Linked DNA regions of Mus musculus: region 2 is linked to region 1. The links are chromatin loops, found by intact Hi-C in ENCODE. Cell type or tissue: left cerebral cortex. All regions are shown on one strand.

Region 1 (8,000 bases):
TAGGAGTGGAATCCCAGGCTCACCATACACCCCAAGAGACTCACCCTTCACCTGAAGGGTTGCAACTTCAGCCATGCCAAGTGGCTCTTACTGGGAAATGCTACCCTGACCCACTTCTCTCCGATAGCAAGAGGAGACTGCCTAGAGCTAGTTAGGTCTCTATCTGCCCACTGTCCTATGAGCTAGAAGGCTGGGCTACCTGAGGAGCTTCTGTGATTAGCCTTCAGTAGTAAAGAAATGTCCCCAAACCACTCAAGAGAATGATCGTTCCAGAATAGCTGCTCAGTTGGCTCTGATTTTGTGAAGTTGGGAAGAACACTTAAGAGCTATCCTCTTGGAAATTTTTATACAGTATCGTTCACCTCAGGCAAACTCACAGTTGTCCACCTCTCCCTAAACTCAAGATGTTGCATTCAGTAGCTACGCACAGCTTTTTTACATGTCGGACTTTAAAAAAAAGATGAAATATTGAACGAACAAACGTGAATAGGACGGTTTTGGTAGGATGCATGATGGGAAACTGCTTCCTCTGGTCTACAGTTTTATTTTAAAAGTCAATTCAAAAGGTTGCCAAATTTCTAAAAGAAAGGTCTCACATGCAGGAGTTACTATTTCAGGACAGTGATGAAGGACTGTATATGTAGGTATGCTCTGGGCAATCCCCACCCGCGCCACAAGCGGAAGGGACTGTTACAGATTTCTTCAGAGCATTTCAGGCTCAGTATTTATTCCACTAAAGGGTTTCCCTGACTATTAAGGGTTTCTATTCTACACATTTACCCAATTAAGGTGATTGAAGTTGTTCCTTTTGTGTATGGTACAGAATATCAGATTTCTGGGGTCCCGTTTTAAAACAACTAAGGGAGACATTTTATCTGACAGAACTTCTGTAAATCTTTAGGGAAGGAGCCATAAGCAAAGCATTAGCTAGTCCTTCACCTGTCATTAACAGTGGACTTCATTAAGCCTGCCATGGCCTAGAATTACTCATAGCCTCTCTGGATGCATAGCTTCCTCGCTGTTTGCATGTCATGCCCTGATTGTTTAGCCACACAGAAAACTTAGCAATATAACTTTGCTTTTAATTCACCAAGAAAATGTCTAGTCCCTTGCCCTAGTGGAGATTTCTCTGTTATGGGAAAGTATCCGTGTTCCACCTGCTTCATCTAGCTACACACTCAGTCTGTCTTAAGGGCAAAGCCCAGCTCATACACCCCACAGCAGCCCAAATTAAAGTTGTTGCGAGTTGTATTCTAACCCTGTCCCAACCTAATCTGCCCAGGTTTAATTACTGCAGGACCTGCAAGGTGGGATCAGCTGATCAGTCCATGTCTTGGGGATGGTGAGGTGCAGCTGCCAGCTCCTGCCAGTTCAGGCCAGCTCTGGTTAGCTCCGGCTGGGGTTAAAGACCTAAGCACTCCAACCTGTCCCAGACACCCCTCAAAGACCTACTAAAATAGTGTCCAGCCCTTCGCAGAAGGACGGCAGCAGGTGCCCTGAACTCTCCCAGGAGAAAGCCCCCGGGGGCGGGAGGATGAGAGGGGTAAGTGGCCGCGGGAGGCTCCCAGTCCCGCCGCCACTCACCTTCTGCTGCCTCCGGGCCATGTCGGTGGGCTGCTTGGCGTTGAATGGGTACGCGATGCACCTCACCACGAAGACGTAGAGCTGCAGGCGGATGCGCCGCTCCTGCTCCTCGTCCAGCTGCAGCTCGGGCTCATTTCGCCCCTCGCTGAGTACCGAGGGGCTCGGGCTCACGGGTCTGGCCGCTCCGCCGCCGCTGCCACCACCGGAGCGTCCCGGCGCGTCCCGCCGCCCTTCCCGAGCCGCGGCCGGCGGCGCTCGCTGGGAGACGCCCGGCGCCACCAACACCTCGCGGCTCTCCTCCTCCAGCCCCTCGTCCGACTCCTCCTCGCTGGAAGACGGGTCGAGCATGGTGCTGGCTGGGACGCCTGGGCTTGGCCCGCGATCCCTGGGGCTTCTCGCCGAGCGCAGCTGTCCCCGCGGGTCCGCGGGAACCTAGGTCGGTGCGCCGCGGCCGCAGAACGAAAGGGAAAGTGGCCCGGGCTTTCCGGACACGTCGAGTTCGGCGCCCGAGTGTTTGCCGCGGCCAGGACGCGGGGCGGGCGAGCGGAGCGGCGGGAGGCGAGAGGCGGAGTTAGCGCGGGGGCGCTCGGGGCGCCCGGGGACCGCGCGCCCAGCCTCGGGCGTCCAGCCCGCGCGCGCGCCCAGCCCCGCCGCCGACCCCCGCCGCCCGCGCAGGTGAGGAACCTGTGGCGCCTCCCGAGCAACACGTGGAACGGAATGTCGAGGAGCGGACGCGGGGACGCGAAGTGCGCGTGCGCGCGCCGCCGCGCCCGCCACCGCCTGGACCGGGCGGCGGGTGTGCCGGGCGCCCCGGAGCGCGCAGTTTGCAGAGGGCGGGTGATGCCGAGCCCAGACGAGCACAGACGACCCCGGGCCACCATGCACCCAGTAGTCCTGCAGGCTTTCTGTAGGGGTGGCGGCGGGATAGGGACGGGGAACAAACACAGTCTCCAAGAGAGAGCTCCGGACAGTGCTGGGACCTGATTTGTGAAACCTGAGTGCTGAAAAGTGGGACCGGCTGCCTTCCCCTCGAAGTATTATTCTTTCTAGGAGACTTGAAAAAAGTCTCTCTCCCTTCGTTGCAGTGGGACACTCTCCAAGAAGTCCAAATTGTAATCGTCACAGCACGGGCATTAAAAGAAAAGTTGGCGCAGCGGCCGGTCCGGTCCGGGGTGGGGTGGGGTCTTTTAAACTGGTAGGTATTCCTGTTGTTTCCGGCAAACCCGCGAGCAAATTAGATTTTACGTTTGAAAAATGAAACTCTGACAAACACAGCTCAGTTGTTTCCTATGTTGAGATAGAACTGACTCAAACAAAACAGGTTGTTTTGGGTGGACAGACATTCAACAAACACCCGAGAGAAGGCCGGTGTCCAGCATTGTTAGCTTATGACAGAGGCACAAGCGAGGGCACACAACACAAAGTCGCTCTCTTTCCTGGCCTCAAGTGGGCGTCTCATAGCGGCACCTGAAGGCTGAATTATCTGCGCCGATTTTCTCGATGCTAGAACTGCCTCGCAGTTTCTTTTGCCATTCTGTAACTTCTGTCCTGAGCTCAGACAGAAGGGGAAATGCACAAAACAGGCATTCAACACATGGAACAGTGTGCGGTGGCATTCCAGCAAGGAGGATGCAGATCTCCAGGGAATTAACAGGACAAATTAAGCACCCACCAGCCCTGAGCTTCTCTGTCCCAGGGCCAAGCCGCAGTTTAAACTTTTCCAGGCCATTTGGTGGTTAGATACACAAAAACACTTTCCTTCTGCATCTACTGATGCTGTCCCTCAATGGAGAAAAAAGAGGGCATTTACTCCTAGGGAGCCTTCTCCATTAGTTAATCCTTGATTTTGGTCCCTTAGTAATAAAAAATGTTTCATGCCTACTAGCTGATGGTCAATGGTAAGGAAAAAATATATATATATGTGTGTGTGTGTGTGTGTGTGTGTGTGTGTGTGTGTGTACATATATTAAAATTGATGTATTTGAAGACTTTTTGCAAAACTCTGTGAGAGTATTTATCCAAAGTGATTATCAAAGTAACCTCCTAAGGCAGATAGGTGACATTATTAACGACACTATTTTTTTTTATATTTTATTTTTGGAGGAGGGAGATTTTCGAGACAGGGTTTCTCTGTATAGCCCTGGCTGTCCTGGAACTCACTCTGTAGACCAGGCTGGCCTTGAACCCAGAAATCTGCCTGCCCCTGCCTCCCAAGTGCTGGGGTTAAAGGCATGCGCCACAACTGCCTGGTTAGGTGGCACTATTCTGATGATTGCCCTTTGTACCAGATTTTGCTCTAAACTCTACAAGCATTACCTCCACTATTTATTTTCAGTTCTACAGTACACATATGGAACCTGAGGCTACAGCACCAGCCCCTGATGGACTCCCCATGGGCTCTCATTTCTAGGAGCAGTCTTTTCTGTTGTAATTTCTCTTGATTGTAAATCAGTACATTAAAATGTAGTGTTGATTAAGCTGGGGATACAATTCTGAAAGGCATAAGAGTGCTGGTTTAATCAGTCGTTCCTTTCTTTACTTTCTTTCCAGAGTATCTTTCAGTTTTATTAGTCACTACTACTATTACTTGGTGTGACAGCTGAGTACTTTCTCTCCATTTGATGCTTATTTTTTTCCTGTGAAAAATTATTAGAACTCGAAGATCCCCAAGCTTTGGAGATCCCACAGAAAAGCATGTAGTAGTCTTTTCTCCAAGAAGATGAAAATAAAAGGCATAATTTAAATATTCAAAAACAAGTCAGAAAGGAAGGAAAAAGAGTAAAAGAACAAATGAAGGCACAGATTTCAGTCCATAAAATATTGTACAGGTAGAATCTATTGATAGGCAGTTATAGCTTAAGATTTATAAGATGAGTAAAATCTGGTGCTAGATTTTTGTGGTGGTTTGAATGAGAATGACCCCCCCCCCCCCGCCATCGGTCCATAAACTTGAATATTTTGTCTCCCGTTGGAACTATTTGAGAAGAATTAGGAAACTTGGCCTTGTTGGAGACAGTGTGAAATTGAGTATGGGCATTAAGGTATCAAAGGCTGATTCCCAACGTAGCTCTCTGTGTCTCCTGCTTATGGATCAGGATGCAAACTCTCAGCTACTGCTCCAGTGCCATGTCTGCTGGCAGCCATGTTTCCCGCCATGATGGCCACGGACTCACCCTCTGAACTGTAAGCCCCTAATAAACTCTTTCTTCTAGAAGTGGCCGTGGTCAGGGTGTCTCTTCACAGCAATAGAAAAATAGCTAAGCCAGCAAAGGAGTTCTATGTTGATGCTTTGATGGCTGTTTTGAAAAACCACAGACGTAGGGTGGACACATTGTCCCTTCCCTGGTTCTTGGGTTCTGTTTGAGAGGCATTCCCTGCTTTCCAGAGAAAGGTCATGAATTGGGCTGCCTGAGTAATTAAATAAATAAGGTTTCTAAAATGGGTAGATATGTAGCTGAAGCAAGCAAGCATATGCCTTGTTTTGTTTTCAGTGTAACTGCTATCACATTACAATTGACAAAAAAACAAACAAAGCTCAGGTAACCAACTCCTGATGGTGGAGCTCTGGGGCAGCTGGCAAACCTGCATGACTGGCCATCTGAACAGACTGTGAGCAGAGGCTCTTAGTGTTTGGAGCCACAATACTGAGGGTCTGAATGAGGCCAAATTATGTTAACGCATCTTAGATTGGTTCCTCCTACTAATATTACACAAACTACCTTGAGTTTCAAGATGTCAGTCACCTTAACTGGCTAAATCATTTGTTTCTGCTGGGCATGGTTGTGAGCTTCCTTCTTCCATACAGTCTGGTGTTGAGCATTACAGCACACTGCCCCTGGACTATGCCGGCTCCATTCTAGACATCTAAGAAATAAGAAAGAGGGAGAGCAGAGGAAGTCCCTGCATGGTGAATACCTGGGTGACCATGTGGTGTTAATGTGGGCACAGTCATGTTAAAGACTAATGTCTCTAATGGCAAAACCCTCCCTGGGAGATGTTAGAGCAGTGGCCAAGTCTTCCATATTCGGAGGCTGATATCATGTACAAAAATAATATCCACTGAAGCTTTTCCACCCATCCCAGGATGTTTATAGCCTGAAGAGTGCTTTCCTACAGACTGGCTTTGCCTCCATGCTAATCTTTCTGTATACTATAAACCCTGCCTCCCTGTTCAGCTGTATCCCATTCACTGGGATGCAATACACACACTGAGCTTCCGGGGAACCACAGCTTCTCCCATCAGAGAGCCTGTAAGTTAGAACCAAGGATTTCTCCGAGTCTCTGTGTTTGTCTTTTCTTCACTCTCACCCCTTGTCACATCTCCAAGAACCAAGCCATGCAAGGGCTTCAGTGACAAAGTATTTGCCTAACATATATAAAGACTGGGGTTTGATCTCTAGGAGAGTATTAAGTCAGACATACTAGTACATGACTGTAATTCCAGCACTCAAATGGAGGCACACAACTTCAAGATCACACTTGGGTACATAGGGAGTTTGACACCAACCAACATGGGCTACATGAAACCTTGTCTGCATGAATAAATGCATAAATATGTTATTTTTATTTTTTTAAAAAAGAATCAATCTCAAGTAATCTAGCAATACTAAAATTAGAAACAGGCCACCAAGAGAAGATTACTAAAAAAGTCTGGGAGAGATGAGTGCTCAAATCCCATAGAGGAGGAAGGAAGCTTCTGAGAGAAGGGAAACTGATCATCACATTAAGTAAAATAAGATAAGACACCCCCCCCAGACACACACCCCCAAAAAACAAATAACACATGTTTTCTCTAGTGTGTAGATTTGAGGCTGTGCTAGCAAAAATTACTTGAAAACTATGTGAGAAAAGAAACAGAGCCGGTGTGAGGGAAATAATGAGGCAGATAAAGTAAGGGGAAGTGAGTTACATAAAAGCTTATGACATATATGTAAGATAATATCATGATGAGAACCATTGGTATGGACAAGGAATATACACTAATTGAACTTGCAAAAGAAGGCCATGGAGAAATCGATGGACTACCTAGGAGTTAACTTAACTTAACTCAGGAAAAGGAGAACCAAGAACAGAGTACTCATCCCAGAAAAGAGTAACATCCGTAGGAGATACTGAGGGAAACTGGAGAACAATCAACACTTTGGTTACATACCAGAAAGATCATAGACACAGTTACAAATGTAAACTCTTAAGTCCAGCTAGGGAAATCACCAGCACATGCATGGTAGCTGAAGTTGCAAGTGTGAATGATAAGTTCCAGCAGGACTGAGTTCAGGATGAATTGAGGGCTGAAGATGTGAGCCTTCTTGGCTGTTCTCTACTTAAGGGATAGTTTGAAGACAAGGTACCCAAAACTAATATCGATTCACTATTAGTTAGTTTTATGCTAATAATTTTAATTAAAATTTTCTATTTGTAACTTGTAATTGAGTTCTTGCCATATTCCCTTTAACATATTACCTTTTCAGGTCACTGTTACGCTATTTGATGCTCTGAATAATTGATTATAGGATGCACAACATAAAACTATGATTGGTTTGGACCACTTCACACATGCCATATACTCGAGGTTATTCAGTGATTTATTTTTACTTTGGTAAAGGTGGGCATAAAAACAAATTGAAGTTATACAGCTTTTTAATGAAACACCTCGAATGCTAAGGAAAGATGGATGAACAGTAATGAAACATAAAATGTGTTTTGGCAATGGTATTTAAACAGGTGTGTGATCTGAGTACCTGTATGTGGGCAGTTCTGTGTTGAACTGATGGGTGCTTTTGACATAAACGGAAAGTCTTAACTCTTTCAGTCATAAATGAAACCTACTATTCTGAAGACAATAAATTTAGCGTCTAAGAACATACATATAAAACAAGAGAACAGAACAAAATAATTATGTTATCTGTGGTGATAGAGAAAAATTACCAAAATATTCTTAAGCAATTTGGAAGCGGATGTTTTATTATGTTATTTCATGTAACTGGAGTTAAAATTACTTTGCAGCAAAAGTGATATTTTTCATGTTGAATAGGAGATCATCTGTTTTGTAATATTTATAAGAAAACTGCCAAAGTACAACCCAACTAGTAAAGAGCACACACTTACAAACATAAAATAAAAATTATCAATATTTTTGAAAGTTTGAGATGACTACTTATAACGCTATAATCCCCGTGAAAGATTTATTTCAATCTTAATACTTTTTCTTCTCTTCGGTTAGATTTTGAGTACACTAGCAAGATTTTGCTAAAAGGACCCAGATATAGCTGTCTCTTGTGAGACTATGCCGGGGCCTAGCAAACACAGAAGTGGATGCTCACAGTCAGCTATTGGATGGATCACACGGCCCCCAATGGAGGAGCTAGAGAAAGTACCCAAGGAGCTGAAGGGGTCTGCAACCCTATAGGTGGAACAAC
Region 2 (8,000 bases), 510 kb after region 1:
TGAAGGCAAAAAGCATGTAGCTATCAGAGCTGCTCACCTGCGGCGGCCCGGGAAGCACAGAGAAACAAAGAAAGGACTAAGAGAGTGTAGGGCCACTCCAGTGATTCACTCCTCTAAGACACAGAGAAAACAGCCATGAAACTGTAAATCAATGCAATTATCTGTTTGTTACCAGAGGTCTTGGGATTCAACCTTTTGATTATTGGATCCAACAGCTAAAGAAGACATTTTTTTGTTACTGGGGACTAGACCTTGGAAAGAGTCACCAAGGTTAATACATGAAAAACAGCTAGTAGGCAGAAAGGTTATAAACAGCTCCCCTACCTAGGCTCCTTTGGGGGAACTGAGCATGTGCAAGCAAAGTCCTTGCCATATACAAATGGGCAGAGGTGGTGCTATCTAAGTGGAAACAGCACTAAGTGGTTCATATCAAAGTGGATCAAAATAGTATGGGCTCCAGGCTCTGATCACAAACCTGTCTCCATTTCCAGCCTGGGAGTGTTTCTCCTTAATAATAAGCAGGCTCCTTTTCTGTACTATTCACTCCGAGACTTAGGAAGCCAAGCGTTATATAGCAGGTGACCTGTGAACTCAGATCTGTATCATTGTCTTTAAAACCCGAGTCTCCAGTTTTGATTCATCAAGTGGCCTTCCAACATTGATCTGTCTTTGTAAAAATAATTTACTATACTATACATTATTTGCTTGCCTGTTAACATGGGCTTCTAATTGGCTTCTTGGCCATTGTTGTTAGAAATTAACCATTTTAAAATGTAAAATCTTTAATACTTGGACAAACTGAAAAACATACGACTTTTTGAATGTGTAAAAGAAAAGATTTGGTGATCAGAATCCAAAATGCTCTCCCTCTCCTTATCTCCTCCCACCCCCGCCATCTCTCTCTCTCTCTCTCTCTCCCTTTCTGTCTCTCTCTCCCTCTCTGTCTCTCTCTCCCCCTCTGTCTTTCTCTATCTTCCTTTCTCCTTCCTTCCCTCCCTCTCTCCTCCCCTCTCTCCTCCTTTCCATCCTATGTCCCTCCCTCTTTCCCTCCCTCTCTCCCCTCTCCCCTCCTTCTCAACCTTAGTTCTCCCTCCCCCTTGCCTTCCCTCCTCTGACTTCTAGCCATTTCCCAGTTACTTCAGCATTTTAACTTTCAAAATAAAACATGTTGACTTCCATCTCTTCCACCTACATATTTAGAATTAATTTATACTGTCCTAGATTCATGTTAGAAAGGATAAATAGCTCACATGTTTACATGAATGTTTTAAGAGAGTAAATTTGTGGTCCACTTAACTTGACTCAAAGGCAGCATTCTAGAGAGGAAAATGAACAACAGTCAACCAGTAAGGCAGAGAGCACCTCCCACAACCCCTGTGTCTGCAATAACAAGGATTCTGTAAAATGAAGAGATGTCAGCTTCCACAGCACAAACAGGGATTATATCTGGGGCACAAAGCCAGATTCCTCCTGGGGAGACAGAACGCGCTTAATCTGTAACCCCTTTACACATAACTCCGAAAACCTATGGCCAGTCATCTTTTAAAAAATTAAGGAATTTGAAGCCACATGATATTTTAATGGTTAGCTAAGCCAATTGCTTAACATTTCTCAGGAGAAAAGGCTTTGTCAGAGGCTTCAGGGTCTGCCTTGGTCGGAAAAACAAAATGAGAACAACTTGAGGTTAAAGGTCTTAGCTTTGATTCACAATTCTAGAGTCAGGCCGGAGGAGGTCAAAGAACTCTAGGCTGGGGAGGCGGTGTTTACAGCTAGCAAATGGAAATGAGATGGAAAAGTGCTGTTGAGAGCACTGGTTCCTGTTGAGCCCCGACCTCATTTGAGTCAGTTGGCTGCCCGCGCTACTTCCGCTACTTCCGGGAGCTCGCTAGCATTAATCAGCGGGGAGACACAGCTGTCTGGAGACACAGCTGTCTGATGTAAAAGCACCCTTCCGCCCTGAAGCATTTATAGTTGCAGTACATGCTAAGCCAGGTTAGCAGTCCTCAGGGAAGGACTCCTCTGCCCAAATGCAAATTAATCCAGCAGCTTCTATCACTCTGTCTCCTAGGAGTAATCTAGAACTATGCAACTGTCTGTCCAGGGCTTTCTATAGGCCCGCCTTCCTTCCTACAATAATGTTTACAAAGGCATGACGCTCCTTCCGTTCATACTCATGATTCCATCCCTTCGAAGCACTTTAACCACATTTAAATAATGGACTTAAGTAAGCATAATTGACCTTAAATTAGCTGCTGTTGTCGTCAAATTGTCAGCATTGTCCCCAGTCTTTCTAAGAAGTCAATATATTGAGTTTCCCTGCTGTTTGCGGGTCATGCATCTAGCTGTTAGGGGTAGAGGGAAAGACATCACAACACTGTCTACGCTGTTGAGCAACAAATTCCAACAGCTGGAAAAAATGTGGAAATGCACTAAGCCATCCCAATTGACAAGACTAAAAAAATAAAATCTCCCACAAGAAAGAGCTGAGAAACAAGCTAACAAGGACCCTTTCTTTACCCTTAGAGATTTATTTTTAAGTTATTTGTTTTTGTTTTGTTTTGTTTGTTGTTTGTTTAAAAAAGGCTTCTGGAGAATCGCTATCTTGTGGCAAAATTTGAACAAGCATTTCTTCGTTTTAATATCTTACTCAAAGAATCTTCTCCATACCAGGTAAATATTTGGTGAAAAATGGCTTCTGTGCGTGTGCAAATGGAGTTGATAACAGTCTTCCAAAGTGCCTTTTGATACCTTTAGAATAAACGAAATATAGGTTATCATTTAAACGGCACTAAAGATTGTAATTTTATTTGGGAAATGGGTTCGTTTCTTACCCTTTCCTTCTACAAATAAGATTTAATTAGCCCACTCCATTCATCAAAAATAAAGTAGAGCATGGGAGAACAAGCAGAGGGCAAGTTGTTTGCTGGGACGACTCAGTGCACACGTTCTGTGATGGGTAACCGTAAAACTTTAAAGTACAACCCTTTTTTTGTATGTGTGTTTGTACTAGGGTAAACTAATGTCTGAGTCAAATTGGTGTCAAATGTATTGAAGTCAGTAGGAGTTAAGGAGTAATTTCCTTACTGGTTAACTACGCGCCACCTTAGCATCTCCATATGTTAACAATGCATTGTCAGCAGCATGGGAGACCTTCTTGTAAGAACCCCTGGCTAGGTGCAAGCTACTCTTTCTTGCCTCTTTAGGACAGAATTGTCTGTCGAAGCTGCTTCATCCGATTGATTGGTAGCTGTGGCCTTTAAGTTTGGAAATGTTTTGAATATCCTCTTCTTCCTCAGTGGTTGTAATTGTAAATTTTAGGAACACAGGAGAACTGAGTGAATGTCAACGTAATAGACAAAGGACCCATGGGAGAATCCAACAAGGACTGCTTTGGGAACTTTGTGGAGAGGATGATAGTGGAGCTCATTCCTAAGGAATGGGTTCTTCTGTAAAGAACAGAATCGAGAAAAAAAAAAAAAAAGAATGGAGGAAGGGACTCGCAAGAATAGGAAATGTCTGGGCATAGTCGGAATTATAAGGGGATATTATTATTAATATTATTATTATTATTAGCAGGTTTATTGTATTGGGAAGCTGCTCTCAGGCCAGAAAGAGTTTACTGGCCCCAAGGACCAAGGTTAGGGAAGTGAGCATGGGGAAAGGGGGTGTGGGGTAGAGAAGGGAGAAAGAGAAAGGGCACACATGCAGAGGTAGAAGAGAAGGGGAGAGTCTTTCTTAATAACACTGTTTGGAAGCAGCTCAAGATGTGTCACTAAAGAGAGTATTGTATTTGAAACTCACATCGATGTTAAAAGACATTTTGATCACCTTTCATCCATATCTGAAAGCATTGTTGAAAATAAATAAATAAAAGAGGAATAAAGAAGAAAATAACCACAAACAGGAAGTCATTCGGCTCCAGAAATGTGTGTGGAGCTTTGGGGATGAGCCTTCTGGGTTCCCCGGTGGTGAGAGCCACCACAGTCCCTGGACATGCTCGGGAGAAAGTGTGGGAAGGTCTTTGGCTGCCTTCATCCTCTGAAATGGAGCTGATAACTCTCTGAAATGCGGTAATAATGGCAAATTAGTCTGTCTTGTTCCAAGTGATTTCAATATTATTTGGAGAGTTTTCAAATGCTTTTGAATTAAGAGAATGATTGCTACCCTGAATTTTAGGAGCTTTCAGAAAACTTGAAATACTTGTATTATTTTATAGCTGAAGTACTTTAAATCTTCCAGAATGTTATTTTATAAATGCTTGTATATATCAAAGTCTAAGTAAATGCTTAAACGGCGTTAGAGCCTCGATTTCTTCATTTTAGAAGGAATCAATGCGGACTACATATATAAATCATATATATTTTAAATGTCTAATAGCAGCGAATTATTATTGCATATTAGATTGTTATAATTAAATCTTATGGGGGGAACAATCCTTACAGCGTATGAATGTCACCATATGGAGAACTAAGTCTCAGCGCTGATCCCATTATAACTGGCTAGGTAGTGAGAGGGGAGGCTAAGCTATGCACAGTGCCTCAATCCTGACCTCTAGAGGCTGTTCTGAAAAACTGCAGAAGGCTACACCGTCGCAACAGCTGGGACTGTATTGTATAAAATCTCTCTATATGCACTAACCTGTCCCAGGTCACAGCAAGCACACAAGGGAATTATCTTATTGTAAACAAGATATTATTCTAGAAAGGAGAATTCCAAGCAGTTTTCATTATAATACAATCCTTAATTCCAGATGACTGGAATTTCTAACCTACTCAATTAGTATTTTATATGTTCCAGGCTCTAGAAGGAATGACAATTCATCATTTTCTTATTTCATCTTTGATGATAATTGGAAAGACCCTAAATTTTCCTTAATCTAACATGCAGGACTCATATCGAAATCTTCTCCCATTTTCACGTGTCCAATACAAGCCCTTTCTTGGAGAGCGCCGATTGACTTTAAAGATTGTGTACCACTGAGGGACATGATTGACTCGTGGTACTTCATGAAATTTCTCACCTTTAGATCCATAACATGGCAAAACACCAGCCTATAAATTGTAGCTAATTAAGTCAGTTTGCTCACCAACTAATTACTGGGATTTAATGAACATGAAGAAGTGTTACTCAGATCTTAGAGATCGTCCTTACAGTTGTGTCTCACGGACACCTGTGCGTATAGCCTGAAGATAACCTGCGTGCCACATTCTCTGTGCACAGGCTCTATGACTGTGACCCATCATATAAGGTCATGCTTCAGATGTCCCCGTTCTGTCTCATCAGCACCGAGCACACTTCAGACTCTAGAGTACTTCAGATTTCAGATGAACGATGGTCAACCTATATGGCTTACATGTTTTATTTTCAAGACGTCATCATTGACTTACCGGCACAGACACTTAATATAAGCCACTTTCCTTTTATCGCTTATGTTTAAAATATTTATTTACTTGTAAAAGTATTTCTGTCGTTTTATCTTTTTAAACTTGCTAATAAAGTTGTAAAAATAGTAAAGAGTTGTAAAATATTTTATAAAAAAGACTGTAATGTAAAGTGAATAAGTAAAAAGAATTAAATTTAATTTTAAAAGCTAAAAAAAAAACATGAAAACTAACATTAGTTATAAGGGATAGAGAAATGACTGAGCAGGTAAAGACTCAGCCAAGTGTGACAACATGAGTTTAATCCTGGGACCCACATAACAGAAGGAGAGAATCAACTCTCTCCCTTCTATCATCCTTTACCTCCACAAGCAGTGTGCCCTGCATGTGTGCCAACAACACACAATACTTAGATATATGTATCTTAAAGTCTCCACTGTTTAAAAGCAGACTCTATCACCAGTTAGGAGTGTAAGCCTGCAGACATGTCTGGATTGCTTACACTAGATTAGCCTCTGGGCATGCAAAAGAGAGTTTATCTTGCTGGATTAATTTAGGTGGGAAGACAAAAACCACACCTTTGATGGGGGCTCAATATTGCACAAACAAATGAAAGTTAAGGTGAGCAGCAGCAATGTTTCCTGCTTCCAGACTGTAGATTCAAAGTGACCAGTTGCTTCAAGCTCTTGCTACCAGGGCTTCCCCATCATAGTGGACTATCCCTAAATGTGTGCACCAAAACAGATTCTCCCTTCATCTGCTTTTGCCTAGGTAATTTATCACAGCCACAGAACTGAGACAAGGAATTTGAGTCTTCACAGCTGAAAATCAGGGATCTGGCTTATCTTACAGTTTCATCAAAGTCTGCTCTACTTTGTAAGACATTAGGTTTGGGGAAATAAAATCAAATAAATTTACTTAGAATGTTTATCACTTGCAGAGGGTGGCAAGAAATGTTTTCTAAATAGCAAAAGGAATTTCAAAAATATTTTAAATTATCTAAAATATTTCCCCCCAAAATACTGCTAAATTCATGTATTTTGTGTGTTTTCTACATTGAAGACACACACAAAAATTGCATGAAAGCACAGAATTAATTAAAATTTATACTTATAAGAGGTATACAAGTGTGAAATTCATGGTGTCTTAGCTTTTAATAGCTGAATAGTATTCCACTGTACACAAATTTCATTATTCATTGTATCATATTTTCTTTATTCATTCTCCAATTGACAGAAATCTAGTGTCATAGTTAGGGCTTTATTGCTGTGAACAGACACCATGACTAAAGCATCTCTTATAAAGACAACATTTAACTGGGGCTGGCTTACAGGTTCAGAGGTTCAGTCCATTATCATCAAGGCGGGAGCATGGCAGCATCCAGGCAGGCATGGTGCAAGCAGAGCTCAGAGTTCTACATCTTCATCTAAAGGCTTCTAGTGGAAGACTGACTTCCAGGCAGCGAGGATGAGGGTCTTAAGCCCACACCTACAGTGACACACCTACTCCAACAAAGCCACCCCGCCCCAACAGTGCCACACCTTCTAGCAGTGCCACTCCCTGGGTTGAGTTTATGCAAACATCACATCTAGGTTGTTTCCAGTTTCTGGGTATTACGAATAAAGCTGCTATAAACACAGTAAATGTCTTTGTCGAATGTTGGAGCATCTTTTGGGTAAATGCCCAGGAGTGATATAGTCAGAAACTGGAAATAACCTAGATGTCCTTCAACTAAAAATAGATAAATAAAATGTGGTCCAACCACACAGTGGAATACTATTCAGCTATTAAAAAAACAAAAACAAAAACAAAGACATCAGGTATTTTGCAGGCAAATGGATGGAACTTGAGAATATCATCCTGAGTGGGTAACCCAGACCCAAAAGCATGCATGGTATGTATAAGTGAATATCAGCCATAAACTACAGGTACCATGTTACACTCCACAAACCCAAAGAAGCTAAACAAGTAGGAAGGCCTGAGAGAGGAAGCTTGAATCTCACATAGAAGGGAGAATAAAATAATCATAAGAGGCAGATGGAGAGAGGAAACTGGGAGAGAGAGGGATAGGGAGGGGAAAGTGGGATTCAGGATCAGATGTAGGGGAGGACAGGAGAGATGGCCAGATGGTCATGAAAATGAATGGAAATCTGCAACTGATGGGGGTGAGGAGGTAGGGGGCACTTCCAGGATGAGACAGAGACTTGGGATAGGAGAGGTGCCCAAGAATCAATTGGGGTGACCTTAGCTGTGACTCACTACATTGGGGATATGGAACCTGAATAGGCCACCTCCTGTTGCCAGGCAGGAACCCCAGTGGAGTGATAGAGACAACAACCCATCCACAAAACTTTCAATTTATCCTGTCTATAAGAAATGCAAGCACCAAATGCGACCACACAAACTGGATCCCGGATAAAGGTCATATCACAGACTCCAGATGAGCACAGGACAAGTTGGAGAAGAGCTCTACTTGTCATAATAACATCTTGTATTTACTGCAAAGAAAATAGCACACCTAGGCCAAAATAGCAAAGACTGACAAAGCATACTGTGAGACATATTTATAAATGTGTTTCTTAGTTAGTGAAGATACAGCCTGCCTGTATATAATTAAAA

What was found. Hi-C counts contacts between places; a loop is a spot of excess contacts. Peaks named below come from ENCODE experiments on the same cell type or tissue, not always from the same donor. Only the 100,000 strongest peaks of a DNase experiment are listed, where the experiment ranks them.
Region 2: a loop joins it to region 1, with 2.2 times the contacts of the local background. A loop is called at or near these places in 4 of 42 quality-filtered maps.

The regions. Positions count from the first base shown.
Region 1 is chr6:23,837,206-23,845,205 of GRCm38, forward strand. Cadps2 (Ca2+-dependent activator protein for secretion 2) reads right to left here and starts at 2,216. Exons shown (of 30, transcript NM_153163.4): 1 at 1,585-2,216. The coding sequence starts at 1,932. In left cerebral cortex, a CTCF peak has its summit at 3,020; DNase peaks (open chromatin) are centred at 332, 610, 1,389, 1,622 and 3 more places; H3K4me3 peaks cover 3,283 bases; H3K27ac peaks cover 1,949 bases.
Region 2 is chr6:24,346,538-24,354,537 of GRCm38, forward strand. No RefSeq gene overlaps it. Among named protein-coding and RNA genes, the nearest start is that of Iqub, 160 kb to the right of the region's middle. In left cerebral cortex, a CTCF peak has its summit at 4,558 (motif pointing left); DNase peaks (open chromatin) are centred at 1,433, 1,812, 4,005, 4,538 and 2 more places.